Regions from separate parts of the Homo sapiens genome. Here all the other regions are linked to region 3. A link is an interaction called in ENCODE POLR2A ChIA-PET data of the cell type or tissue named here. Cell type or tissue: HepG2. All regions are shown on one strand. Each heading gives the region's core, and the rest is flanking DNA. Links, peaks and the distances in the headings are about the cores only.

Evidence for each region. Peaks named below come from ENCODE experiments on the same cell type or tissue, not always from the same donor. Only the 100,000 strongest peaks of a DNase experiment are listed, where the experiment ranks them.
Region 1: POLR2A ChIA-PET joins it to region 3 with 7 read pairs; 3 of 35 experiments call an interaction of 5 or more read pairs at or near these places.
Region 2: POLR2A ChIA-PET joins it to region 3 with 5 read pairs; 6 of 35 experiments call an interaction of 5 or more read pairs at or near these places.
Region 4: POLR2A ChIA-PET joins it to region 3 with 5 read pairs; 7 of 35 experiments call an interaction of 5 or more read pairs at or near these places.

What each region holds. Positions count from the first base shown.
Region 1 is chr2:113,152,403-113,160,083 of GRCh38, forward strand. No RefSeq gene overlaps it. Among named protein-coding and RNA genes, the nearest start is that of PSD4, 18 kb to the right of the region's middle. RefSeq lists a silencer at 4,660-5,189. In HepG2, for the core only: no CTCF peak of the experiment used is centred there; a DNase peak (open chromatin) is centred at 4,129; H3K4me3 peaks cover 1,753 bases.
Region 2 is chr2:113,285,194-113,292,874 of GRCh38, forward strand. No RefSeq gene overlaps it. Among named protein-coding and RNA genes, the nearest start is that of PAX8, 10 kb to the left of the region's middle. In HepG2, for the core only: no CTCF peak of the experiment used is centred there; DNase peaks (open chromatin) are centred at 3,248 and 3,638.
Region 3 is chr2:113,216,835-113,224,503 of GRCh38, forward strand. PAX8 (paired box 8) reads right to left here. Exons shown (of 12, transcript NM_003466.4): 11 at 3,258-3,344; 12 at 1-1,775. The coding sequence ends at 1,699. Among named protein-coding and RNA genes, the nearest start is that of PAX8-AS1, 16 kb to the right of the region's middle. In HepG2, for the core only: no CTCF peak of the experiment used is centred there; DNase peaks (open chromatin) are centred at 1,687, 2,727 and 3,317; H3K4me3 peaks cover 2,318 bases.
Region 4 is chr2:113,161,543-113,167,700 of GRCh38, forward strand. No RefSeq gene overlaps it. Among named protein-coding and RNA genes, the nearest start is that of PSD4, 9.3 kb to the right of the region's middle. RefSeq lists a silencer at 1,330-1,624. In HepG2, for the core only: no CTCF peak of the experiment used is centred there; DNase peaks (open chromatin) are centred at 3,529, 3,929, 4,799 and 5,949.

The sequences.
Region 1 (7,681 bases), core at 1,557-6,556, 64 kb before region 3:
AATATGACCTTTTTTATTTCTGGTAATTTGCTTGTATTAAAGCCTACTTTGTCTAAAATTCATATTATATAGTATATTTTCCCTATACTTTTACTTTCAACTAGTCTGGGTTTTTATATTTAACGTGTGTCTTGTAAACACAGTATAGTTGGGTCTTGTTTTCTTAGCCTATTTGACAGGTCTATCTTTTATTTAGGGTATTTAGTGTAATTATTGATACATTTTCTATCTTGCTATTTGTTTTATGTGTCCTCCCTCTTCTTAATTTTTTCTTACTTCCCTGACCTCTCTTGGGTAAGCTATTTTTCAGTGATAATTTTTATATCTTCTACTGGATTTTAGTCTGAATTAATATTATAAAATATCATACACAACATAAAAATCTTACAATGTACTTCCATTTTTCTTCCCCTTCTGTGCTTTGTGCTTTTCTTGTTATACATCTTGCTTCTATAAATGCCACAAATCTCCCAAAATCTTACTATTTTTGCTTTAGTCAATGAACTTTTAAATAACTTAATACAAACGTGAAAAAGTATTTTATATTTATCCATATATTTATCATTCCCACTGCTCTTCATTGCTTCACTGTAGATTATAATTTTTATTTAATATCATTCCCTTTATCTTGAATAATTTATTTACTTTTCATATAATACTGTCGGATTTTATTTATTTGAAGATGTCTTACTTCCTATTTACAAATTTTTTAGGGGATAAAGTCACTGTAAGTTGCTAGCTTTTTTCCTTTTAGCACTTTAAAGATGATATTCCATTCTGGCTCGGCCTGGTGGCTTACGCCTGTAATCCCAGCACTTTGGGAGGCCGAGGCCGGGGGATCACTTGAGGCCAGGAGTCCGAGAGCAGCCTAACAGCATGGCGAAACCCTGTCTCTATCAAAAATATGAAAATTAGCCAGGCATGGTGGCGTGCACCTGTAATCGTAGCTACTTGGGAGGCTGAGGCAAGGTAATCACTTGAACCTGGGAGGCAGAGGTTGTAGTGAGCCGAGCTTGCACCACTGCACTCCAGCCTGGGAGACAGAGCAAGACTCCATCTCAAACAAACAAACAAACAAAACAACATTTTGTCCTCTGGCCTACATGGTTTCTGATGAAAAATTATCCGTCATTCCTGTATGCAATGTACATTTTTTTATTTGGTTGCTTTTAAGAGTTTTATCTTTATCTCTGTTAAGTCAGTAACTGTGAAAGGGTCTGAGTTTTTATTCTGCTTGCAAGCTAACTAGATAACCCATCACAATTTCATAGATTCTAATAGAAGATGGTGGAAGACAATTTATTACTCACAGCAGCAGTAATACACAGACTCCTTGAGCCCCACTTTTTTTTTTCTTTTTTTTTTGAGACAGAGTCTCGCTGTGTCGCCCAGGCTGGAGTGCAAAGGCGCGATCTCGGCTCAATGCAAGCTCCACTTCCCGGGTTCAAACAATTCTCCTGCCTCAGCCTCCAGAGTAGCTGGGATTACAGGCGCCCGCCACCACGCCCGGCCTTGAGCCCCACTTTCTACAGGGACTTGTGATGAGCTCCATATGTTACCTGAACACATAGTGAAGCACATTACGAAAAGGGACCCTGGTCGGGCGCGGCGGCTCACGCCTGTCATCCCAGCACTTTGGGAGGCCGAGGCGGGCGGATCACGAGGTCAGGAGATTGAGACCATCCTGGCTAACACGGTGAAACCCCGTCTCTACTAAAAATACAAAAAATTAGCCAGGCATGGTGGCGTGCACCTGTAATCGTAGCTACTTGGGAGGCTGAGGCAAGGGAATCACTTGAACCTGGGAGGCAGAGGTTGCAGTGAGCCGAGATGGTGCCACTGCACTCCAGCCTGGGTGACAGAGCGAGACTCCGTCTTAAAAAAAAAAAAAAAAAAAAGGGACCCTAATATTAGGAGGCCCTGAACTTACACAGGGGCTGTTGGCAAACCTGCCCAGGCTTCCCCCTGGAGGGCAAAAGTTGGGATGTCTCTTCATTCTGGGGTAATAAAGATACAGATATCGCCTTCATTGATGTGGATTTATTTATATTCCTTTTGGCACTTTATTTAAAAAATGGTTATATTTCTGCTGAAATGCCTGGTTTCTTTACCCGTTATATCTATATTTTGCTGAAAGTGTTTTTTAACCATATTTATCATAGTTTTTCTTTTTAATTCCTTGTCTTTTGATCCCAATATCTTGGTCACCTGTGGGTCTATTTCGATTGATTTTTTTCTCTTGACTATGGCTCACATTTTCCTGCTTTTTTGAATGTCTAATAATTTTTTGTCATATGATGAACATTGTGAATGATACATTGTAGATGCTCTGCATTCTATTTTCCTTTGAAGAGTGTCAAGTTTTGTTCTAACAGTAAGTTAAATTATTGAAAACTCACCTTGGTTTTGTGGAGATTTGGTTTTGTGCTTTGTTTGGATGAATTTCTTTTGGTTTTGTCCCTAATTCTAGGGTATATCCCTTAATGCTGGGATGCAGTCTTTCCTGCTAAGGGGTGGTCATTCTAGGGTTTCAGTGGAAAGCACAATAGAACCAAGTCCCTCTCAGATGGTGGAACTTTCCCAGAGACGGTAACTAACTGCTCAGATCTCTGCTCACTATTGATCTCCTTCAGGTTATCTAGATTCTTCCTCCTTGCATTGTTCATTCAGGAATCTGCCAAGAGTTTAAAGGAGTTTGCATGTAGTTGTTGGGCTTCTGTTCTTTGTGGCTCCCTCCTTCAGGATTTCCCCCCTCAAAGACATCCCACTCAGCCTCCCAAGTTTACAATTTACAAGTGTACCTCACACTACTGCTTATATTCCCTGCTAGCTGCAAGCTCTTGGAGTTTTCAGTTCATTGTTTTAACCAGTGCTTGGCATATATACAGTAGGTGAATACTGAAGTGAATATTTGTAGAGTGAAGAAATGAACTAATAAGTTATAGGATTATTAAACCTAGCATCAGATCCCCATCTAAAAAGATTAAGCAGTAGTGTTGCACATTGATTTAGAGCAAGGGTCCCCAATCCCCTGTTCATGGCCTGTTAGGACCATGTTGGGGGTGGGGGATTGAGAGCAAAGCTTCATCTGCATTTACAGGCACTCCCCATTGCTTGTATTACCACCTGAGCTCCACCTCCTGTCAGATCAGCTGCGGCATTAGATTCTCATGGGAGTGCAAACACTATCGTGAACTGTGTGTGCGAAGGATCTATGTTGTGCATTCCTTATGAGAATCTAGTGCTTGATGATGTGTCGCCGTCTCCTATCACCCCTAGATGGGATTGTCTAGTTTCAGGAAAACAAGCTTAGTGCTCCCACTGATTCTACATTATGGTGAGTTATAAAATCATTTCATTATATATTACAATGTAATAATAACAGAAATAAAGTGCACACAATAAATGTAAGGTGCTTGAATCATCCTGAAACACCATCCACTCCCACCTCCCCTATCTGTGGAAGAATTGCCTTCCACAGAAACCAGTCCCTCCCTGGTGCCAAAAAGGTTGCAGACTGCTGATTTAGAGCATGGTCTTTGGGTCTTGCCTGATTGCCTGTCCGTGCGTCCTTGATCAGGTTACTCAGCCTCTCTGTGCCTCAGTTTCCTCATGAGGTGTAAAGCTTCCTAACTCATAGGGTTGCCGTGAGGATTAAATGTTTTAGGACAGCTTATTGCCTAGCACTCAATAAATATTAGGTGTTATCATGGTTGTTGCTGCTTGTAGAGAGCCTGGTCAGCTTCATTTTAGCAGCATCAAATCAAGAAATGGACCTCTCTAGGTTGCCAATTCCTAGGGGAGCTAAAATGTTCACTAGATATTGTGAATAAATGTGAACTTTCAAGAGCCAATTCTTCAAGATGGATCCTGAGTGGCTAACTCGGCCTAAATCTGTTTTATTTTATTTTATTTTTCCGTTTTTACATGTCAAATAACTGGACTGTATTGGTCTAAATTCAAAATAGAGCCAAGTGGTCACTTGCTGACTAAAGGTCACATATGCTGAGCTCTCTGGAAACCAGCACCTTCTTGTTTCTGGGATTTTCAGAGCTCACCTGAACCAACCAATCAGAGCTCACCTGCCTTGGCCAATCAGGGCTCAGCTGTATCACCCAGTCAGGACTCAGATGTATTGATCGATCAGAAGTTGGCCTTGTAAAGCAATCAGAACTAAGCAAATTTCAAACCTTCATTTGCACAGGAAACCTGTGTGGGACCATTTGCTATGAAACCCGAGCCTTCCCTTTGTTCTTTGGAAGGGCACCTTTGTTTTACAATAAAGGTTGTGCCTCTCCAGTTTACAAACTGCTTACTGGAAGATTCCTTCTGGAGAACTTTTATTCACAATATACAGGAAATATGGAATCATTTAACTCAAAATGTCATTATACGGTGCCTTACATAGTTACAGAAATAGAAACCAGATAGTGCCATCAAGGGTGATATTGAAAAATAATAGCGTCTCGCCAATGACAACCTGTTCTGAGCTTATGTTTGCTAAAATAGATTGAGTGTAAAATCACAGCTATTTGCTTCTGTGCCACCAATCCCCAAACCAACTAGTGAATGTTCACCGTAAGCCAACAGTTACAGACAGGTGAAATTTGGAAATCAAATAATGCAACTTTTTCTTGTGCCCAGTGAATGGTAAATGAACAAGGGGTTTGTAGGGACTCCAGACAGTCCCTGTCAAGGCTCACGCGTATCTGGGGCGGGCCTCAGTTTCCGGTTCAGGTACTGGAAAAATAACCGGAGGGCTTTGCAGAGCCTGCGGCCCGGTAGCGCACAGGCCAGACGACGGCGCCGTGCGGGGCGCGCAGGAGGTACCCGGCCTGCCCGGCGGCCCAGCCCGGCGCCACAGCGGTCAGACCAGTCCCACAGCTTCGCCCCCGCCACCCCCAACCCCGGCCCGGCCTCAGCCCGCCCCTCCCCGCCCTGCGCCGCCGCCCGCCCGCCTGCGCTCCCGGAAACCGAGTCCCTCCTGCGAGCGCGCAGAGCCGGACTGGCCCAGCCCCCCGCGCGCGCAGCCGAGGCCCCGCAGCTCTCGCCGCCCCCAGCCGGCGCCTGGGCGCGGGGCCGTGGGGCGCGCGGGCCCGCGGGAGGCCGGAGCAGGAGCCCGGCGGGAAATGGGTAAGGGACCACGGGGAGGCCTGGGCCGGGCGGGGGCACCCCCGGCCGTCGCCGCCCTCGACGGTGACCGTGTGCCGTGCAGCGCTCTCGCCACGCCGGCGAGCACCTGCGGAGCGGCTGTCGCTGAGGGTTAGGGTCCCTGGAGCCGGAGAGAGGGTTGAGAGCGAGCAGGGGACCCTGAGGATCCAGCCTAACCGAGCGGCGGAGACTGGGACGGCAAGGGGACGCTGTCTCCACTGAAGGAGTCAGCCTGGGCTCTCTCGCCGCGGGCGACTCCAGCCGCGCTGTTGGATCCTGGCTCCAAGCCCCGCTGGCTGGCGAGCAGGAGGAGCCCTTAAAGCCATCCAGGTGTCAGAATCAGGCGACACTGAGGGCTTTGCTCCTAATCTGTCATGGCCCTGTGCCTCAGTGGTTTCTGGTGCTCATGACCAGGCCAGGCTGTGGCCCCGGCTTGGTGGGAGCTGCCCCCCCGGGACTGCACTGGGCTAGAGGACCAGGCAGCTCTTCTCTACCCCCTTGGGTGCTGGCCCTCCTCCTAGGTGTGTCTAGCAAGAAAGTATGAGAGATTTCTGGGAAGGTAAAAAGTGTCTGCACAGCTGACAAACTCATATCCCTCTAGGATTTCTTTTTGGCTCTAGAATTGTCTAGCTCATCTTTTCTGTAGGATGATGGAGCTAAGAATGTGAGTGAGTTCTTTGCTGGATTTTTCCACGCTGCAGGATGGACTTGCTGCTCTGGTCAATGCACTCGCCAGACCTCTGTGTCCATGGTCCGCATGTCTAGGTCAGGGGACCAGTATCAAAGTGAAGACTGGGCAAGTAAGCCCCACCTGCCCTTGAACCTCAGGCTTGGCCCCTCCCGAGGCCCAGAGCTGATTGAATGTTAATTAGCAACTAATTGGATGTCCATGAGACTCTCTACATAAAGAACACACCAAGGTCAGGTTTAGACAGTGTGTAGTGCCAAGTGATTCATTCTTTTCTTCCAGACGTGATATTTCCTGTATGTGAAGCATATAAAGAAGAGTCATTCATTCACTCATCTAGCAGATATTTACTGAGTGTCAACTACGAATCAGGCATGCAGGCACTGCGAATACTACTGCTCTTATTTGCATATGGGTTGGAAAGAGAAAATAAGCAAGTAAGCTGTTGAATGACATTATTTCAGAGAGCAATAAATGCTGAAAACACAAAACTGAAAAATTCCCAAAAAGAGGGATATGGGGCATGACAGTGAAACGTATAAGAGAAATTGGGCCTTAACTAGAAAGTGTAGCAAACAGACTTTCTAAATTAGGTGGGAAAATGGTCTCATGTTCAGGTCCTCAAAATCTAGGGGCACAGAATGAGGTGCCCTCTGTTCCTATCAGCAGGGAGTTATAAGCTGCTTATAAAGGATCAGTGAGAAATGAACTAGTGGTGAGTAGCCCCTCTCTAAGAGTATGTTTCTTATTGGGAAGCTTAAATCTAAGACAGAGATTAAGATTCCCAGAAAACATGGTCTATTGACTCACTCACTCATTTGTATATTTATTCAACAAATATTTATTGAAGGCCTGTATGTCCCAGGCACTATTCCAGGTTTTAAGGATACATCAGTGAACAAGACAATCCTGCATCTCACAGAGCTTATTTCTTGTGGGAGAAACAGACAATAAACAACATAGCAATTTTAATGTCGTGTCAGATGAAGGATCTGAAGAAAAGCAAGGCAGCTTAAGGGGTTAAAGTTGATAGGGGCTGCTGTGTTCAACAGAGTAGTCAGGACAGGCTGTGCTTAGATGAAATTTGAGCAGAGACGTGAATGTATGTGGGACATAGCCATGTGACTGCCTGGGGGAAGAACATTCCAGGCAGAGGGAACAGCAAGTGCAAAGGCCCTGAAGCCAGAGCGAGGCATGAAAATGCTGGGCATGCTGGACGAACAGGGAGGAGGTCAGTGTGGCTCTGGGGTGGGGAGCAGGCATCTCAGAGACTTGTCTTAAAGGAGGCTGGGGTAGGGCTCAGCCTTGACCAAAGGCACCCAGGAAAGCAGATGGTGTCCCTCACTGCTGTGGCAGGAAGATTTACAATCTCCAACTTATGGACAGGCCTGGTAGTTTATGCCAAGTAGGGCAAGAAGTGATCAACAGAGATGGAGAGCATGTCTTTTGCTAGGAGAGGTATCATTTGCTTTTCTTACTCACACTCTGCATCCTTCAAAACATTATGGGCAGCCTAACTAACATGGTGAAATCCCGTCTCAGCTAAAAATACAAAAATTAGCCAGGAGTGTTGGCGCTTTCCTGTAATCCCAGCTACTCGGGAGGCTAAGGCATGAGAATCGCTTGAACCCAGGAGGCAGAAGTTGCAGGAGCGGAGACTGTGCCACTGCACTCCAGCCTGGGCGACAGAGTGAGACCTTGCCTCGAAAATAAAATAAAATATAATAATCATCATAATAATAACATTATGGGGCCACACAATGAGAATTAAGTGGGCAGCAGACCCTGAGGTTTTCAAATTTAGTATTAGGTTGGTGCAAAAGCAATTGTGACGTTTGTCAT
Region 2 (7,681 bases), core at 1,341-6,340, 68 kb after region 3:
TTTCTAAACTTGTTTTAAAATTCTTTCTATTTTTAGGCCTACCATATTTTATGTCACATAGCGTTTCCTATTATTTGTTCCAAACACCACTCCTTTGAACCTCCTGGAGTGTGCTGTGTCCGTGGTAATTTCTGTTCACTTTGTCCACATTCCCTGCACTTTATAGATTTTGATCCCATCTGCTCTGAGATTTTATTTTTTTAAGTAGAATCACTTGCTCCAGTGAAGATGGCCTAGAGTCTTGAGAGAATGATTTTTTTCCTATTTGGGGTCTGGTACACTTTCTTCCATAATGCAGAGAGACCATAGGGGTCACACTGCTGGGCTGGGAATCTGGTGGCCAAAGCCGGAACCCTGGCACATTCTCATACTGGCTGTGTGACCTTGTGCCAATCACTCAACTTCTCTGAGCCAGAGTTTCTATGTCTGAAGACTGAGACTAATAATGGTACTTCTCTCGTAAGATATTATGATATTTAAGGCAGACAAAGTGTTTGTAGCACAGTGAGTGCTCAATAAACGTTAGTGGCTGAAAGTCGAACTAGCCACAAGAAAGATGTCAGAGAAGCATTGCTCATGGACCTTGGTGTGGTGTCACAGTCATTATACCAGGGATACCGAGAGAGAGAGAGGTCCCAAAAATGGCAGCGGGGCAAGGCGGCTGGGGAGAAGGGGCAATGAGGGCAACCTGAGGAGGTGGTCTCTCAGGTGTGAGTGAGCTGATTCCTCCCTTCCATCCTGGATCTGAGTGTGCACTCTCTGGGGCTCAGGAGTCTGCTCTTACGGTGTCCAAGACTACAGTCACAGACAAGAGCCTACTCCAGCAGCTCAATGGGCTGCCAAGTTCTACTGTCTGAGAACCCTCTGAGTTCTGAGAGAGTGTTGCATGCTACCAGAGACCTGTGGCTCTGGAGAGCAGAATCCAGAATAGAAGACACCATTCCCATGGCTTCCAGAGCCATGGCATTCCAGGCTCAGTTTCCCCATGAACCCAGGAGGTGGAGGTTGCAGTGAGCCAAGATAGTGTACTCCACAAAAAAAGATTGTTCTGTAATGAACTGTATGCATAAATATTTTCCTGGAGAGATGAGAAGTGACAAATGGAACTGTGGGAGTACAGGTTGGGCACCTTTAGAATGAATATGGACAAGTTGGCTTCCCTTAAACCTAGTCTGTCTTGTCTTTTTGCAGCTTTTGAATATCCCTTTAAAGATTAAAGGTAAGCAGGTAGGGAAGTGTAAGAAGGGAGTACCTGGAGAGATTCCCCAGTCCAGGGCCATTGCCATTTTCCAGGCAGTGACCAAGGTGTACAGAAGTTTAGGATGCGCGTCCTGACTAGGTAATGCTCCTGCTCCTGAAAGGAGCCTTGACTGCCCACAGGTAACCAGGAAATAAAGAGAGGGTACACGTCGACCCCCTGAGATCCTCAAGCCACTTTGACAGGTCAAATTAGGTGACTGAGTTCAGTCTTATGGTTTCTTGTTCAGGATTCAAGAGATAGCTGTACTGCCATGTTTGAAACTTAGTCTCTCCATTCTAGAGCCCAAGGATTTGTGAGTTCTGGAAAGCACCCTGGACTCAAAGTCAGAGAGACCTGGGCTCGTGATACCGCCCTGCTCTGAGCAGTGTGACCTCAAATTCTCAGGTTTCTCACACTTAGTAAAACTATACATGTAACAGCCACATCTCATTAGCAGGGTGACATGAAAATGATTTGTTAACTATTAAGAAATGGAGAAAAGTAAGCGATGAGGCAATTATGATGATCAATATAGGGCCATAGTTCCTTTACCAGGACAGCCCTTTCTATTTTCCTGTCTTCCTCTCCTTTGATGTATTTAGCTGTACAAGCATTTACTGAGCATCTACTAAGTGCTGGACTATCTACTAGGACCTGGGAACACAGTGGTGACTGAAACAAGAACCATGTCCTCATGGAACAAATAAACAGATCCTGGTAGGGAGGTGTGCTTCATGCTGTAATGTGGCTGGAGTGTAGAGGGGGAGGTGCGGGGAGCAGTGAGGGTACCCCACAGAGTCTTGACTGTCCAGAAAAAGAGACCTCTAAGCAGAGACTAGAAAGAAGAGTTGGAATCCACCAGGCAAATGTGAGAATGTGAAGGTAAAGGTGGAATGTTCTGGTACTGGCAGAAAAAGGTCCAGAAGTCAGAGAGGGCCAGGTACATTTAGGGAACTGAGTTCAGTGTAGTGGGAGATAAAAATACAGTAATAGAGTGCATGTTTGTATGTGCGTGTGTGTGTGTGTGTGTGTGTGTGTGTGTGTGTGTGTATCTGCAGTGAGAGCTGAGAGATGGGTCTGGGAAAGTGTGTTGCGTTAGATCACAAAAATCTTTGTAGGATGTTGAGAAATTTGGACTTTATACTAAAAAGCAAAGGGATCTTAGCTGGGGAAAGTGAAGGAACAGACATGTTTTGGAAAGCTCTTTCTGGCTACAGTGTGGCGAATGGATTGGAGGAGGCCAGGCTGCAGGCAGGGTGGTGTGTTGGTGGGGCACTGTGTTCCCATAATTCTAAGGGATGATGGCAGCCCTGAGGATAGAGGGAAGTGGTGATGGGGATGAGTGGGGAAATATTGTCATAGTCAGCTTTTGACTCTCAGTTCTATCCTTGACTGGTGGTGATGGGCTGCAGCCCTGTGAAGACCAGAATGAGTGTAAGCCCCATCCTATCCTCCCATGTCCTTTGGTGAGCTTCAGCTTCCCCAAGCCCAGTAGTCACTGCAAGCAGATATAACTCCTCCCACCTCAAAATCTTCCAGTGGCCCAGGGGAAGTTTCTGTTTGATGACAGTCAGATCAGAGAATTGAGGAGGGGATGCTGGTCTAGGACCAATATTGCCATAGATGGGCTGATGGGATGCTTGATCCCTCACCTCCAAGTCTTGGCTCCAAGATCAGCTTCTCAGGGAACTCTTCTCCAGTCCCCCTATTGCAAACCAACGCTGCCTCCCCCACCACGCCGCCACCGGCTTTATTCCTTTCTCTCTGCTTTATTTCTCTTCACCATTTGACATATTGTCTGCTTCGCTTATTTATTTGTCATCTATCTCCCCCTAGTAGATGGTAAGTTACATGAGGGCAGGAATTCTTGGTAGTTTTGTTTACTGCTGTATCCCCAGTGCCTAGAACAGTGTCTGGCACAGAGACAATGCTCAGTAAAAGCTTGTGCTTACACAAGTGTTCGATGGAATGACTGAGTGGCAAGGGTAACACAATGACCTCATTGTGATGGTGTGGTGCTGGGTGCTGGGCACACAGCAGTTAATAAGATAAACACTGGACTGAAGTCTTAGCTGTGCCTGCCCCTCATTGGTTCTTGGCAGCTAGTGGCAGAAGCAGAAACTCAGTAGCCTTTTATTGTTTACCTGGGCATGCTGCCTGCCTCTCTCTTTTTTCTGGATAGCTGAGGACCCTCTGAGTAGAATATGGGTGAGAATTGGGCACAGACCATGGGCAGGGTCAGGGAGTGACTTCCCCAGATCCCAAAGGCAGTGGGAGACAGCCAGACCAGTCTCCTCCTCATCGGCACTCAGTCTCACCACCAAAGGCTCCAAATCTCTGGGCAAAGGTTATAGCACCTGCTGCCCAGGGAACATGTGACCACTTGAGCGCTGCTGGGTTGGAACAATCCACACAATCAGGCCATTGTACTAAACATGCAGGTCTCCTTGCCAAGCCACACCTCATTCCAGCACTGCCAGACCCTTTTGGGGCCCTGATTTACAGGTGCCCTGAAGGGGGAGGTATTGTTCTAATGGCCCTGCGGGAGGATGAGGTCACTTCTGTGGGACTGTCTTACTCTGGCCTGCGCTGAGATCCAGGGAGAAGTAGATGGGAGAAGGAGTAAATAACCGCTTTATAGCTTCAGGCCCTATGAGGAGTGGTAGACAAGATCATCACTGTTTGACTCCTGATGACATTGGCATTGACTATTGTCCTCCAACATTTGCTTTGCTTGGTGAAGACTGTTGAGCACTTGCTGATTTTTCAGAAGTCCAAAAGATTCTCTTCTGTCATGACTGGGTCCAGAAATTCCCATCAAGTCACTATCCGTTCTTGAAGATCTTCTTTCCCAGAACTGGTTCTCAGCAGACCATTAGACAAGGATTTGGTGCTACTGAACTCTTGATCTGTCCAAGATTGTGTTGGTTATTGTCCTTCTAGGAGCAAGGAGTTCTACAGGGCTTTGTACCCTGTTGACACTCAGGCCAAGGTCACTGGTAGGTTTCACTCCACAGGACCATTCAGTTACTGCAAGGAAGTCCCTGCTTGGGCCGTTTATTTTTTTCTTTATAAGTAACCCCAAAGGAGATGGCATGATGACGTAGAATCCAAATTGACTAAAGCAACCTTTTTTTTGAGACAGGGTCTCAGTCTGTCACCCAGGCTGGAGTGCAGTGGTGTGATCACAGCTCACTGCAGTCTGAAGCCTCAACCTCCTGGGCTCATGCAATCTGTCTGCCTTAGCCTCCTGAGTATCTGGGATCACTGGTGCACACCACCATACCCAGCAAATTTATTTTATTTTATTTTAGTAGAAATGAGTCCCGTCATGTTGCCCAGGTTGGTCTCAAACTCCTGGGCTCAAGCCATCCTCCTGCCTTGGTCTCCCAAGTCGCTGGGATTACAGGTGTGAGTCACCGTGCCTGGTGTCCATAGGAACCTTGGTTCTAAAAGGCAAGTGAATAAGGATATACCTTTGCTTGGTACGTTGCAAGATATTTGAGTGCCTGGCATGTAGTGAGTACTAAAAAAAGGTGAATCCGAATCAAGAAGCTTAAAGCCAACCAGGGCCATTGTGGGTTCTGGATATTAGTTATAGGTTCAGAGATATCAGTTCTGCTTTATCCCCAATCCTCATCATACCTTTCCTCAAAGAGAGAGGAAGAGATGGCGCCAGCACTCACCCTTTCCCATCTTCACTTGCAGGAAAGACACTGGTTTAGAAGTCAGGACCCAGGCATCTGAGATGCCCTTGACCCTGACCCTGGCTCTTGGGGCCCAGCAGGTGGTCTCTGTGTCCCATGTTTTGTCTCTCCAGAGTCATCCTCCAGGGGAACACACACTCACCCCGACCATGGGAAGGGAGGTCTGGCTAAAGGAGGAGGCCACTGCAATGACTGAACACCTACTTTGTGAGCAAGCACCAACTATGTGTCAGATGCTGTCCAAAGTGCGGTGTGTCCAACATTTTCACCATTCTTGGTGCCTTATCTCTAAGGAAAAAGGTCTGCAACCTTGAACTTCTGAGTTGGACTGTCTTGGAGACTCCTCTATGCAAGTTACTGTGGGACCTTACAGGTGATTTAGCCCTTCTGGACCCCCAGTGACCTCACCTGTGGAATGGGGATCATGAGAACACCTTCATTTCAGGAGTTGTGTGAGGATTAAATGAGATGATGAAGGCATGGCACAGGGCTTGTTATAAGGGCTCTGCAAATTTTAGTCATGCGGGTGATGATGAAGAAGAAATGCGAGTGCTCTAAAGGCTCCCCAAGGTGTTATCCTTGGCTTCGCTGCTGCCTAGAATTTGCAGCGGGGCAGCAAGAAGGCCCTGATGCTGGCAGTCCTGGGAAGCCTGAGTGTTTCTCACTTGCCTAGTGGCCTGGGGACAATCACTTTCTCCTTCCGCACCTTCAGATCGGGGTCTGAGGGTTGAGTCCCCAGGGCTCTGGGTCAGAGGCACAATGTCAGAGTTGTTCCAAAGGACAGAAAGTCCCCTCTCCTCCAGGCGCCCAAGCCACACCCTTAACTCCTCTGGGTCAGGCCACCTCCTGTCCCCTCTGCCTGCTGAAGGTGGGAGGAGTAGGGAGGAGGGGTGGGGTAGCAGAGGAGAAGGGCCCTGGAGGAACGGCGAGCCCTCCAGGGCCAGGGTGTCTCTCCCCCTCCCCGCCCAGAGCACAGCGGACTTGCTCTAGTTCTCTCCTCCCAGCGGCTGGGTCTCCAGGTGCCTTCCTTTAATTAAAAGTATTTAGCCTTCCGCTACACTGGCCTTCATTTGCATGGGATCCTTCTTTTTATGCAGCCTCAGTATCAGAACGAGCCAGGAGGTTAACGGAGCGTCGTCGTGCAGCGTCCCGGGACACCAGGGCCCAGCGCGCGCTCTGCTTCCCGGCGCTGCCCTCTGGGACTCCGCAGGCGGCGGCTGTCACGGGGCTGGAGCTGTCAGGTTTCCAGCCCCTCCGCCCCGCAGGGCTGGGCCTCCGGCGCGAGGAGAGGCGCAGCAGGTTCCCCATCCTCCCCTGGCAAAGCGCGTTCACAGCCCGCCTCTCCATGGGCTGAACGAAGGAGGAAGACAGCTGTTTTCTGATCACCTACGTGCTCCAGACACTGGACTGAGTTCCATGGGTATTCCAGGGAAGGACAGTCACAACTCCTGCCTGGAACTCATAGCTCCTCAGGAGGAATCTGTATTGGTGTCTACACAAAGGACTATGACATCAGGTAGCAGGTGGTTAAAAACTGCAGGAATGTTTCACCCGAAGTGGCACTGCTTGTTAGAGAAAAGCGGGACACGAACTGTCAGCGGCAGATCCTTACAAATGTTTTTTGTTTGTTTTCTTAGATGAACATTCTGATGCTTAAGGTAATCAGGCAAATTCACCAAGGCCATGTAGATGGTGGCAGGCGGGCCTGGGGTTTAAACCCCAGCCAGCTGGTCTCCCAGGTCCATCTTTTCCCATTCAGGAGAGGAAGCTGACTGCGTGAGACCAGACTCCTTTCCCTCCAAGTACTTGCGCTCTGATGGAGGCTCAGACACAGACCTGGGAGACTCCAGATCACGGTGTTTGTTTCTGACTCCAGTCGCCTCTGTCTCATGGTTCTGGCTTCCTCAACCGACCTGAGGTTTTGTCTGTAAACTGCTCCTGGCCTGCTCACTGTCCCACTCCAGTTCCTCTCCATCCCCAGGCCAACATCCACCCCTTCCAGCTGCCCCAGGGTCTTAGGGACCAAGGGACAAGAGCAGGAAGGAGGCCTGATTCTTACAGATAAGGAAAGGGAGATGCAGAACAGGGCTTCTCCAGTTCTGCTGAAGTTTTTACTCATTACCCCAGACTGACTCAGGAGTCCCACCCCCCTCACTTCTGTAAGCTAGTTCGGATGGTCCTTTTCTACAAATTTCTCTTCCTTGGACTAGGAGACAGGCATCATGGGGGTGGGGTGTGGTAATGGGGGTTGCTGTGTTTCATTTCCATGCAGAGCGTCTGATGCAGAGTAGACAGCCAATATATAGTGAATGAATGAATGGATGGGTCATAGATTGGGCTCAGAAGTAGACGTAGACGCCCATGTAAAAGACAGAGGAGGAAACAGTGTGCACGAAAAGGTGGAAGGGGTGTGGAATCCCTTAGCCACCAGCATTCTGTAGTCTTCCAGAGAGTAGACACCAGAGGTCATGCCACAGCCCCTCCCGTGATGCTCCTGAGGAAAGCAGGCAACATTTCCTCTCACTTTGCTCTGTGGAGCCTCTGGAACTGGGAACCTAATGGACCACATTGCTGTCTGGAGTCAGCCCAAAAAGACAGCCAGTTAATACACTTCTAGGTCTGGGGTAGACCTAGGTCCAGGGACGGGAGAAGGAATGATGAGCTCAGGATTTATATTAGAGGTGTGTTTTCAGCACGTCTTTAGTCACTCCTTCCCCTTCCCTGCCCACCGGTG
Region 3 (7,669 bases), core at 1,218-6,217:
TACTACTTTTCATCTTGGACAAGACATCTCATTTTTTTCAAAGCCTCAGTTTCCTCATATGTAAAATGAAGCTGTATGTAAAACAGGGCTAATTTCAGCTTAACTTATATGAAGCCTTCCATACTGTGCCTGGCACACAAGAGAGCCCAGTCTTCTCTCTCCCTTCAGAGCTGTTTATGCAGGCTCCAGTCACAGCTATTCCCGGATCCCTCACTAACCCACCCTGCTGATTCTCTGGCTTCCTGTTAATAACAACAGCAACTCCTTGTGGGGAGTCTATGGTTGGCTCAGTACTGTGCTATCCTTGCATTTGCTCAGTGTTGAAGAACTTGGGATGAGTGAGGTACCCAGCGTTCAACGTGAATTAAAGGCAGAGGGAGAAGGCCAAGCCAGAGCTCTGGGGCATCAGATGGTCCCTTCCAGCCCACGGCCCCAAAGTGAGTTTGTCGGCTACTCAGCTCTGATGTTCTTGGGAGAAAGCCCAGCCCCGGGATGCCTCCTTCCCCAGCCAACCCCAAAGCCTGAGATGAAGAGCAATGGTTTATTGAGTCATGTGGTAATGGCAGGTTGTCTTTAAAAAAAGAAAGAAGCATCAAGGAGAGAAGCCCCACAGGGCAAAGAGAGACATTTCACTCAGAGGCCAAAGTCTGGGGGTTAGAAAGAAGGAAGCTTGACCCAAACAAAGTTTCATTTACAGTATATACAGTCAGGCCTTGGGGGCAGGAGCTGCTGGGGAGCAGAGAGGGACCCTCTATCGCTGGCTTCAGGGGGTGCCTTGGGTCCCTTCAGTAGCTGGTGGGCGTGAGCTGCAGGAAGCACATTTGGCTTGGCAGGAGCTGTCAGGAAGGGGAAGCGGGTTTCCTGCGATTCTGCCTTGTTCTGCCCTGGGTGAAGCCGCACACCACACCTCACCTCCCAGGGGCCCAGGCCCTGTGGAATGTCTGTTTTAAGCTCCCTGGGGCTGGCCTGGCTGACGGCAGCTGCCAAGGGGATGCCGCACTGCAGGAGGACCTGGGGTGGTGCTATACCTTCACAGCAGCAGGCAAAAGAGGTCAGCTGACAGCCTGGTGGAATTTCTGAGGGACTCGCTCCAGCCCTCAGCCCATGCCCAAGAGGGAGGTGTAGAAAGAGCCAAGCAAATGGAGTGGAGAAAGAGGACAGCCAGAGCCTCCGTGTGGGGCAGGCGGGAGGCTGAGGGAGGTGACTCCCTGGGTGGCTGGTGAGGAGAGCCTCGGCACCAGGCTGTGACTTGTGGGCTGGAGGGAAGTGCTTATGGTCCATAATTGCTAGAGTTGTGTTAATAATGGAGCCATGGAGGTGCCCTGTGCACCCCTTGGGCCCGGGCAGGAACCATTCGCCATCCCCCCAAGTTCCTCGGCTATTGCTTCTTCTCTCCTTTGGTGGGTACCGGCTGGGGGCTACATTTCTTCTTCAATTTTGTCTTTTTCAGCATGGCATGGTTCTCTTTCCCTGGGACTCCTGCCCCTCATTAAGGAGTCTTGGAGGACAGTTTGGCCTTGTCCAAGGTCATCCTGTCTTTCATGGTTCATTAAATTAACCACACAGGGAGTGTGCCGCAATGCTGGACTTGTGGTTATTTTTCATGTAATAAATAAAGATTCCTTTGTGTGACTCTCTGGGGCCTGTCCCAGGCTGAGTCCTCCTGTTGCTCAGTCGCTCCCACTGTCCCCATGGCAACTACAGATGGTCAAAGGCCGTGGCAGTGGTGGGCGGTGCACTCGGCCTTGATGTGGAACTGTAATAATATGGGGAACCTGGACACATTAAAAAAAAATAACAACAACACTGCTGGTCAGAAAGGAAAATTGCACCATAGCCTTCCCTGCATCTGCTGACCTTTAAGACAACACAAGTTAATCATTCATTTCTCTGGCCTATCTGATCATCGAAGATTAACTCCTCTCCAGCCCTATTTCCTCCTTCTCTGGCCTCACCTTTGAGTTTCTGGCCAGAATGAGAACAGTGGCTTCTTGCCCCTTCCCCCTATGGCTGCTTTGACCTTCAACACCCTCGTTGCAATAGGGAGAGGGCAATAGAAAACAATTGCATGTGGAACCCCAAAGAATCAAGTGCACTGAGAGGTCATTGGGATCCTCCCTAGCCTTGCCCAAACAGTGCCAGGACAGAGAGTCTTCTTTCTTAAGACCCAGGGAGATTAGACTGCTGAGGGGTCAAAGGGGATCTGGGCTTGACGGCCCTTAAGGTGAGGCTCTGCACACCTGCAGGATGGGCAGCCTGGGGAGGCTCAGTGGGAAGGTGCCTGAACCCTGGCATGTCTCATTGCCCTCGTCTTTTCTGGCTAAATTGAATGGAAAGCTGGGTTGGAGTTGAACTCATCTGGCAAACAGGGCCCAGGTCTGCCACCTTTCAAGTTATTTCTGGAATACAAAGAGGTAATGGGAGGAGAGGGGGTCTTGGGGAATGGATGGTTCCTAGCCTGCAATGGTGCCTGTGGGGTTGGCCATCCTTGGATCACTGCTTCTGTCTGGCTCCGGTTTGCTCTGATACACCCAAGGCCACCACTCAGGGAGGCTCTAGTGGGATCCCTCAAGTCCCCCCATTGGTGGGGTTTTGCTTTGCTGAAAAGCTTCTCTTCCCAGTTCAGGACCCCAGGACAAGAGAGGGGTGAAGAGAAGCCTGGAAGCTCGCTGAAGCTCACTCTCTGGACCTCGACCCTGAATACTGTCTTCATCTCAGGCTAAATATGGGGAATGTGGTGGAACAAAAGATTTCTGTTTAAGGGTTTGGTGCTGAATCATGAGTATTTCTGAGCCACTTAGATGGTTAATGGGGGCAACAGGATGGCATTCTTGAAACTGGCTCCCAGGAAGGAGGGCAGTTACATTCTGGCGGGTGCCCTGCGTCAGTGTCTGCACTGTGGGACTGTAAGCCGTGGAGGCAGGAGGTCCTCTCTTAGGCTTTTCTCAAGTCCTCCCTTGTCCTCCCCTTCAAGGCCTGAGCCCTGAATCTTACACAAAACAAAGATTTAAAAGACATGGGCTTGAGAAGCAGGAGGGAAACGAATGCCTGGAAGCCTCTGGACTTCTGCCCTCTTTCCCCAAACAACCAGGTACACTGCCCTCCTGCTGCCTTCTTCCATCACAAACAGCACCATCTCCCAGGCCCTCTGTATAATCTGAGGACTCCCAGCTTTCAGGTAACCTTTGACCCACCCTTGCCCCCCACCACTCCATCCATCCTGCCCAGCAGAGGCCTGGGCAGCCCCAGGGACTTACTCAGCAAGCTGGAGTTGGGGAAGCGCCAGGCCTCGCTGTAGGAGGAGTAGGGGGTGTGGCCATAGGCATTGCCAGAGTATTCACTTCCTGTTGGAGGCACACAGGGGAGAGGCCTGTGAGGTGAAGGGCATCAATGCAGGGCTGGGGTGTGGGAAGGTCTGCAGGGCTGGCAATGGGCAAGCTCAGGAATGGTTGGGGAGACAGTTGGAGCCACGGCAGGGACAATGGAGCTCAGAAGGTCCCTCTGTCATCCCTTTTGGAACCCATCGATCTGGAAAATTTGGGGCAGTGTCCTTTTCCGTAGGTACTGGAGGCACTGGCTTGACATACTACAGCCCTCCCAGGAGGCCCAGAAGGTAGATGTTATAACTACCCCCATTTTCCAGATGAAGAAACTGAGCCTCTGGGATCTGCGGAAGCTCCCAGAGCTGGAGGGTTTGGTGGAGCTGGGAAACTGTGCTGTGAGTGTAGGGCCCAGGGACTAACTGCTCCTTCTGCTGCCTGGACCTTCTGGAGAAGGGCTCTTCTGGGAGGGCCCCACAGCAGGGGTATGGGGTTAGGGGCCAAAGAGGACATCCATATATATGAACCTTTTAGCCTCGCTAGGTATGAGTGTGTGTGTTTGTGTGCATGGGGGGCTGAGGGGAGGTGTGAGGGTTAAGGATGGGAGAGGAGGGAGAGCCCCAGAGGGCACACACCCTCAGGAAGCTGTGTCCTGGGACTTGGAGTAGTTTGTTGTTCCATCCTGAGTCTGCCGCTTTAAGCAAACTCAACGTATAAATTTACACAAAGTAAATCAGATCACCTCCTTCTGTTAATGGATTCTTGAGTTTTCCAAAGGAATTATTTACCGAAGAAATTACTTAAGAATTCCCTTACATAACAAAAACAAAGTCAAACTGATCACCACAGCTACTACCGGTGCTTGGTAAAGAGCTTAAAGTTTGTAAAGCACTTTCCCATACATTATGATCTTTTATTCTCAAGACTACCCCATGAGGTACTCATGGATACTACCAATTTATAGAAAAGGAAACTGGAGTGCAGCATGATTAAGCAGTTTGCCTCAAATCACACTGTTGTTAAATGTCAGAGTAGAACTCGACCTTAGGGCTCTTGACTCCAAATTGCAGATAATCCCTTTATTCACTTATGCGATAATTCCATTTACAAAGCTAGATTCCTGCCAACCCTGAGACTCAATGAATGTCCACCCAGCCTTTCAGAAACTCACCTACGATTGGGAGCTATGTGGTTCTGAGTCTCCTTCCCCAGACTCTTTGGAGGGGTTGCTCGAAACTCCCTGACTCTGGAGCTGACCTGTCTAGAGTCAAATCCTTACTTCCCATTTCCTGGTTATGTAAACTTGGACAAGTCACTTAGCCTCTCTGAGTGAGTGACTTACAGGTGAACCTTGGTTTCCTTATCTGTAAAATGGGCCAAATAATTATCCCTATCTCATTTGGTTTAATGAGAATTAAATGACAAAATATGTATTAAATGCTTAGCACCATGCTTCAAATATACAGGGAGTGCTCAATAAATCTAAGCTTTTATTATTTTCCCATTAAACAGGTGCGAAAATAAAGCTCAATGGAGGCTTAAATCAGTCATCCAACCAGTCTTAAGGCCTGGGTTGGGGTTAGTGGGAGCTGCTTTATTGCCAGACAAGTAGGCATTTATACAGGAAGAAGAGAGATGAAGAGGAGCAGCCTAAAGCAGAGAAAGGCTACTGGATCCTCTCCTTGTCTAGGAAGTCAATGACGGACTGAGAACACAGTAAGAAAGTTCCTTAGGGGCAGAGACTAAGTCTAACGTAAATCAAGCAAAAAACATGGGTAAAAAAAGGAAGGGGGTAAAGAAGTAAAAAAGCAAAGAAAAAAAAACCTAAGAAATAATCTAATCGAAACATCTATTTAACAGATGAAAAACTAAGAAATAATCTACTCTAAACATCTGTTTAACAGATAACACAGCTGTGACATAGGGAAGTAAAGACATTTGGCCAAGGTCACATATTCAGTGAAAGCCAGAACTAGAACCCTGGCCCCGTCCTTCCACAATGGCACTCTCTCTTGCATCTCCCAGTGCCAACTGCCTCCTGTTTAACTCAGGTCTCCCGGGTTTCAGCCGATTCTCTACTGGCCACACAGCAAGGGCCCTCTCACCTTTTACCACACCCTACCCAATGGCAAACACAGTGAGCTCTAGAGGACAAGGGAGAGAGGTGGAAAACATGATGTGTTTACCCTCTCATTTTGTCACTCATTCATGCATTCACTCACTCACCCACTTATTTATGTATTTAACTACCATTTACCGAGTACCTCAGTCACATGGAACCTGGGGCAGGGGATGGAGCTCGGTAGGTGGTACACACCTGGGTGTGGCATCTTCCCGTCATCAGATGTGCCTACCTGCTTGCAGTCACAGCAGATGAAACGTCTCTGCCCCGATGAAAGGCCAACCCTGCCTCTTTGCTCTGCATCCCACCCTACTCACCTTTCCAAGGATTTGGCCGCTCCAATGATCCCGTTTTCTGTTTCATCAGTCTCTCCCTTCACCCTGCAAACATATTCTGCTATCTTCTGTCTTTAAAAAATCCTCTTCCTATCCCCACATTCCTCTCTAGCTACCAGTGCCTTTCTCTGCCCCATGGTCTCTGCCTTCACCTTCTTATCCCTTCCTATCAGGCCAACTCTGATCCCCTCAAGTCCCCACAGTCTCTAACTCCATCATACCAATGGTCACTTCTATATCCTCAATTCCCTTGACCTTTTAGCTCATCCCTGTCTCATGCCTTTGGGTTTGTGATGCCCAGTCTTCTGTTTGCTTTGTAACTCAGTTGTCTTTCCTACTCATTCTCCTTGCTGTTCCTTCTCTGTTAGAGCTCTAAATTGTTGAAGAACCCCAGGCTTGGTTTCTAGTAGTCTTGTCATTAAATGACAGCTTTGTGCAATGGCTGAAATTTATACTCTAGTCAGGATTCTTTCCTGGCTTCAGACACACATGATGTACCTGCTGACTTATTAAAACTGGACATTTAGTAGGCATCTCAATCATAACACGGCCCAAAAAACTCTTGATTTCCACTTGCCATCTACTACATCACTTCCCCTCCTGGTCTGCCATATATATACTTGCCACCATCATCCATGCCCCAAACCTACAAATGATTCTTGTTTCCTCTATTTTCTCATCCCAACAGCCAATCTACCAGCAAGGTTTGCTGGCTTTGCAACCAAAATATATTTTCAGGGTCTCTTTTTCCCTCCTTCACTGCTAATTCCCTAACTCAAGCCACTGTCATCTCTTGCAAGAACTACTGCAACTGTCCCCTAACTGGTCTTTGTGCTTTCTCTCTTGACTATGTACAATTCATTTTCCTAGAAATCAGAGTAGCCTTTTAAAACTCGACCCAGCCACTACAATTTTGTGCTACCATGCTAAACTAGTTCCTGCCTTAGGTCCTTTGCCCTTGCTGTTCTTTGGTCCAGGGATGGTCTGCCCCAGTTTATCACTTGAATGGTCACTTTGAACACCTTCTCAGAGAGGCCTCCCCTGACAGCCCAATCTAAAGTAGTTATCTCCTCTCCCTGTGGCTCTTTATTACATCATCCCATTTTATTGTCTTCACAGACAATAAATTATTATGTTCATTCATTGACTTATTTATTGTCCATTTGTCTTCACCATTAGGTTATAAGCTCCAGGAATAAAGGAATCTGACTTATTCACTGCTGTATCCCCAGCATCCTATACAGTAGACCTTCAACCAGTATTTGTTAAGTGAAAAAGTGGTAAATGGATGGAAGGATGGAAGGATGAATGAAAGTGTGAATGATGGAAGGATTGATGATGAAAGGATGGATGGGTGAAAAGATGGATGGAAAGATGGACAGATAAAAGGATGTATATATAGAAAGATGTATAGATTAATGGAGGAATAGATTGAAAAGGGGATGAAAAGATGGATATAGGAGAGGAGGGATGGGTGGAAGAATGGATGATGAAAGGATAGATGGAAAGACAGATTAAAGGATAGTTCTATGAAAAGATGAATGGACGAATGAATATGGATGGAAAAATAAAAGGATTGATGGAAAGATGGATGGATGGAAAGATGGATGATAGATAACTGAAAAGACAGATGAATTAAAAGATGGATGGAGGGACCAGGCACAGTGACTCACACCTGTAATCCCAACACTTTGGGAGGCCAAGGCGGGCAGATTGCCTGAGGCCAGGAGTTCGAGACCAGCCTGGCCAACATGGTGAAACTCCGTCTCTACCAAAAATATAAAAATTAGCCAGGTGTGGTGGTGGGTCCCTGTAGTGACAGCTAGTGGGGAGGCTGAGGCAGGAGAATCACTTGAACCCGGGAGGCAGAGGTTGCAGTGAGCTAAGATCAC
Region 4 (6,158 bases), core at 1,159-6,158, 55 kb before region 3:
CCTGAGCAACAAGAGTGAAACTCCATCTCAAAAAAAAAAAAAAAAAAAAAGATAGAACTTACATAGGTTAACACTCTTTAAAAATATTTTTAAAGGCAATATTTACATGTATTCAAAAATCTTTTTAAAATATTAATGCAAACAGCCCTTAAGGTACACAGTGAAAAATCTCTTTCCCTCTCCTGTCCTGTCATCTCCAATTCTCCTCGGAGGCAATTTCTTGAGAATACTTTCAGAGCGACATATTCTATTTGTAAACAAGCATATATGTATGTATACCTTCCTTGTCTTCTTCTTTTTTTAAAACATAAATAGTAGGAAATAATACTTAGGTATGCACTTTTTAAACTTAATATACTTAATCATTCTGCTTCAAGACATATAGACAGGTTTCATCTTTCTTTCTTTTTTTTTTGAGACGGAGTCTTGCTCTGTTGCCAGGCTGGAGTGCAGTGGCATGATCTCGGCTCACTGTTACCTCCGCCTCCTGGGTCAAGTGATTCTGCTGCTTCAGTCTCCTGAGTAGCTGGGACTACAGGCATGCACCACCACAACCAGCTAATTTTTGTATTTTTGGTACAGACGGGGTTTCACCATGTTGGCCACGATGGTCTCGATCTCTTGACCTCGTGATCCACCCGTCTCGGCCTCCCAAAGTGCTAGGATTACAGGCATGAGCCACCATGCCCGGCTTTGCTTTTTTTTTTTTTGGAAACAAGGTCTCACTCTGTCACCCAGGCCGGAGTACAGTGGTACAGTCATGGCTCACTGCAGCCCGACCTCCTGGGTTCAAGTGATCCTCCAGCCTCAGTGCCCTGCCCTGCCCACCCTCTGCCCAGTAGCTGGGACCACAAGCAGGCGCCACCACGCCAGGCTGAATTTTGTAATTTTTGTAGAGATGGGAGTGTCACTGTGTTGCCCAGGCTGGTCTCAAACTGCTAGCCTCAAGCAATCCTCCCACCTCAGCCAGCCTCCCAAAGTGCTGGGATTATAGTCGTCAGCCACCACACCCGCCTTCATCGTTTTTAAGTACGTATATGCTGCTGTATCTCATTGAATGAGCTACCATATTTATCTAGCCAGTGCACTGTGGGTTTATAAGCTATTTCCCCCATCTCTATTTGTTTGCTGTGATAGACAATAACACATTAAGCATACCTGTACCTATATAATCTCAGTTCTGTGACTGTTTCAGCAGGAGGAATTCATAAATGTGGTTTAAAAGTTACTGCCAGTCTGCTTTCCGAAGGCATGCATGTCTTTGTACTTAGGAGAGTGCTGCTTTCCCCTCGGCTCCACCAACTTGATGTATCATCAACTTTTTATTCTTCCCAATTTGACAGATGAGAAAAATGCCATCATGCTATAGTTTAAATAGGTATTTCTTTCTAGTGAGTTGTGTTACAGGACTTACAAGCTATTTGTATTTCTGTGGACTGTTCATATACTTGGCCTATGTTTTCAATTGGGTTTTTGTTGTTGTTACTGAGTTATCATTTCCTCTTCATCTCTCATTCCTAGTCCCAGTGATTTCCCCTCACACTTACCCTCTAACCCTACCCTCATGAGCAACAGCTACTCTGACATATTTATGATAGGTTTATCCTTAGATTTGGATGTATTTAAGAAAGATATATGATGTTGATTTATATATGCATGTATTTTTAACCCTACATAAATTGCACTATGGAGCTGGGCACAGTGGCTTATGCCTGTAATCCCAGCCTTTTGGGATGCTAAGGTGGGAAGATTGCCTGAGGCCAGGGTTTCAAGACCAGCCTGGGCAACAGAGCAAGACTCTTGTCTCCAAAAAAAAAAAAAAAAAAAAAAAGGTAATAATAAAAAAAATTAGCCAGGTGTGGTGGTGCACTCCTATTTTCCTAGCTACTTGGGAGGCTGAGGCTGGAAGATCACTTGAGCCCAGGAGTTTGAGGCTGCAGTGAGTTATTATAGCATCACTGTACTAGAGCTTCAGCAACAGAATGAGACCCTGTCTTTATGGGGTCACAATTGCTTCGTGCTATAAATCCTTAAATTTTTCTTGCTTTTTAAAACCAGCACTATTTTTTTTTTTTTTTTGAGACAGAGTCTCGCTCTGTCAACGATCTTGGCTCACTGCATCCCCCGCCTCCTGGGTTCAAGTGAGCACGCTCAGCTAATTTTTGTACTTTTAGTAGAGACGGGGTTTCACCATGTTGGCTAGGGTGGTCTCAAACTCCTGACCTCCAGTGATCCACCCGCCTCGGGCCCCCAAAGTGCTGGGATCACAGTTGTGAGCCACCATCCCTGGCTAACCAGCACTATGTTTTTTTTTTTTTTTTTTTTGAGAGTGAGTCTCACTCTGTCTCCCAGGCTGGAGTGCAGTGGTGTGATCTCGACTCACTGCAACCTCCGCCCCCCCAAGGTTCAAGCAATTCTCCTGCCTCAGCTACTCGAGTAGCTGTGATTACAGGTGCCTGCCACTGTGCCTGGCTGATTTTTGTATTTTTAGTAGAGATGGGGTTTCACCATCTTGGCCAAGCTGGTGTTGAACGCCTGACCTCGTGATCCACCCTCCTTGGCCTCCCAAAGTGCTGGGATTATAGGCATAAGCCACCGCACCCAGCCACCAGCACTATTTTTTAAAAGATCTATTTGACTGCAGTGTGTACTCTTGGTTTGTTGCTTCTAATTGCTGCATTGTACTCTGTAGCTGGAGTTAGGGAGTTATTGTAATAGTCAATTCCTACTGGATTGGTCTAGAAAGGTTGTATGGAGAATTGGCATTATGGGGTGAGCCTCGAAGGATGAAGAGGACTGGGGAAGGAAATGGAGCTGTCCAAGAGGACGTATGAACATGCCAAGAACATTTAGGGAAGGACCCGTTGCCTGCTGAGGCCATAGGTCAGGGTGTGGTTGTGTGTGGTCATAGGAGAGGCTGGAGAGGTCTCAGATAACAGCGTTGGACATTCCCTAAAGCAATGGAAGAGAGAGGCAGTTAGGGGCATTGTTAGAGAATGGGGGACGAGGGTGCCAGGTGAAGATTTTCTAGGACAGGAGTGATCTCTCAGTGGAGAATTAGGCAGGCAATTGCTGCAGTCCTCCAGAAAAGCGAGGACGCGCTCTGTGAGCTGGTGGAGCCCAGGGGCCTGCAGGGGAGGAGGATCCAGCAGGACTGGGTACCAAAGCCATGAGGGGAGAGGGACCTGGGCTGGTGCCAAGGTTGCTAACTTGGGAAGCTGGTGGATGTGATGCCAGTCTAGACAGGTCCTGGGAGGGGCAGGCACGGGCATGGGATGGGAAGGATGCTTACAGGCATGTGAGCAGGCTGCGAAGTCTGATGCTCTGCTGTACATCCAGCTAGAAGATTCCTGCTGGTAATTAAGACGCTGGGCTAGAGAGGGAATTGTGAGCCTTTAGTGAGTAGGTGGGAGGTTAACATGTGGGACTGGGTGAGGTCCTCACAGAAGAATGTGAGGGCGAGAGATGCCCATCAGGAACAGAGCATGGGGCAGGTTTACAGGGAGGAGCTGACAATAATATGTGGTGCCCTTTTGAACTCTGGCCTTTCCTGGCTTGACAACCTCTGGAAATTATCCTCTTGGCATGGACTCTGTGCTGCTGTGGAGCCTGGGCAGGGGAGGGATGGGAGGTGGGTATATACAATAAGGCCCAACGAGTGGACTCTGCCTTTCTGGAGCTCTCAGTGCGGCCTTGGAAGATGCATAGATGTATTGAGTCAGAGAGGAGGGAAATGGCCCCAGGAAGCTTAGGTGTGCGGGCTCTCCTCCTGGGGTATGAGCTCCGAGGCCCCAGCGCTCTTCCTGCTAGGAGCTGCCAAACCAGCCGTCCCTTTTGTCTTCTGAAGATGACAATGGATAGAGTGTGGGTCAGCTCCTGCTGCTGCAGAGGGCACTGCGAAGCTCACGGCTTTGTTGCTATGGGCAGGGTTAAGCATGAGCCTCCCCAGGGGAACACGTGACCCTTTACAAGGCCCAGGAAATGTCCTGCTCTGAGTTTGTCTTCCTCCTTCACTTTGTGAGAGCATACCTGTTCTCTGTTTAATGACAGAGCTTTGCTTTTCTGCAAATCATACCCGCTTGAATTCGTATTCAGTGATTGGTGGCCAATCAGGGCTAATGAGCATTATAAGGAAGACTTTCAGCTCTTTCTCCAAAGGAGAAAATGCTGCAAAGGTCAGATCCAGCTGCACAAAGTGTCTGCTCTTTACATATCCCTACTATAATTTTTGAGATAAGAGTTTTGATATTTATTTATATTTATTATATTATCAAATAATATTTAATATTTTTCTGTGAATACATATACTTAACAACATAAAGTAGATATTTTCTACTTTACTGTGTTCCTAAATCACAGGTTTGCTACACTCTATCTTATTCTAGTGCATATTGAAGTAAATGCTTAACTATTAATGTTTAGTATGTGTACCACATATCCATGTAGGCAAACACAGCCTCAGATTTGTGGGTTCATGGAGAAGGTAATCTTGGGGTTCATGGAGAAGGTAATCTTGGGTTAATCTTGTTAGGATATGCTTTATCCTAACCCTAGGTAGGGGAGGAAATAACCCTTTTCCTCTTCCTTCTTAGGTTTAGGGACTGGGACCTGCAAATTAAACTGACAAAAGCCAGATTAACAGAAGAAAAAGGTTTTACTCACATGTACATGGGAGCCAACAAAAGTAGTAGCTGGCTTGTTAGATAGTTAAAGTTCAAGGCCATGTACCTAACTCAGTAGGGGAAAGGGAGGGGGCAGAAACAGTAACTTTATTATTTTTGCTGATGACAAACATAAAGTATATTTATTTTAAAAAGTTGAATACATATGAAACAAGCATGAAGAAATTGAAATCATGTATACTGTTGCCAGGCACAGATAGCTACTGTCAATCAATGCTTTGATGTTTTATTGCCTAAATACACAAACACAAACAAGTTTTTTAAAAACTGGGACCATAGGCCGGGCGCAGTGGCTCACGCCTGTAATCCTAGCACTTTGGGAGGACGAGGTAGGTGGATCGCCTGAGGTCAGGAGTTCGAGACCAGCCTGACCAATATGGTGAAACCCCATCTCTACTAAAAATGAAAAAATTAGCCGAGCGTGGTGGCTTGTGCCTGTAGTCCCAGCTACTTGGGAGGCTGAGGCAGGAGAATTGCTTGAATCTGGGAGGCAGAAGTTGCAGTGAGCCGAGATCGCGCCACTGCACTCCAGGCTGGGCGACAGAGCAACACTCCATTTCAAAAAAAACCAAACAAACAAAACAAAACAAACAAAAAAAAAAAACTTGGGACCATAGTGAAATTATAAATAGTTTTCTTATTTAACAAAATTCTATGAGCATCTTTCCATTTCATTAGATACTCTTTAAAAACAAAATGGCTAAAGGTTGCCTAGGTTCACCATATGGGTATATGGTTACCCAGTAATCTATCCATTTATCTCATTCTCTATTGTGGATATTGAGGTTATGAGCATTTTTGCCATTATAAGTAACTGCATGCACATGTGTTTCAGCAGATGTTTTGTGGGTGCCTTCTGGTGCCAAGGGGGCTGGGGGAGAGAGGATGAATAACTACAGTGCCCAACTCACTGCTCATGTGAAAAGGACAGACCTACAGCAAGTGGGCTTATCTAAAAAAGAGCTGGGAAGGAGCCCAAGAGAAGGACCTTGAGAGAGAGAGTCTGAGCCGAGCTTTTGTGCTGGGGCAGAGGAGAGCCAGGGAGCTGTGACCTGGGTGGCCCTGTCCCTGGCCGTCTGTCCACAGACACTGGGTGTGCTTCATTTGACTGGCCACGGGCGGGCAAGGACAGCCTCCCAAGGTCACTGCGTTGGTACGGGATTGGGCAAACAAGTGCAGAGATGGAGGCTTGTCATTCACTTTTATAATCACTTCCTGCCCTTCTCCAGAACACCCAGGGCAGCACCAGCGCACACATGTGCTCAGAGGTTGGTGATGTCAGCACTGGGCTGGGCTGTTCTCCCTTTCCTCTTTTCCCTGCCTCTAGGAGACTTCTCCCTCCCACTCTAAGGTCACAGGCGGCAAGGAGAGGCACCTTTGGCCCCTGCCACGTGCCCAGTCATTGGAAGCCCTGGCCCAGCCCTACCTACGTGCTCTGATCCTGGGAGCCCACAGCTGAGCTGGCCAGGGGGACTG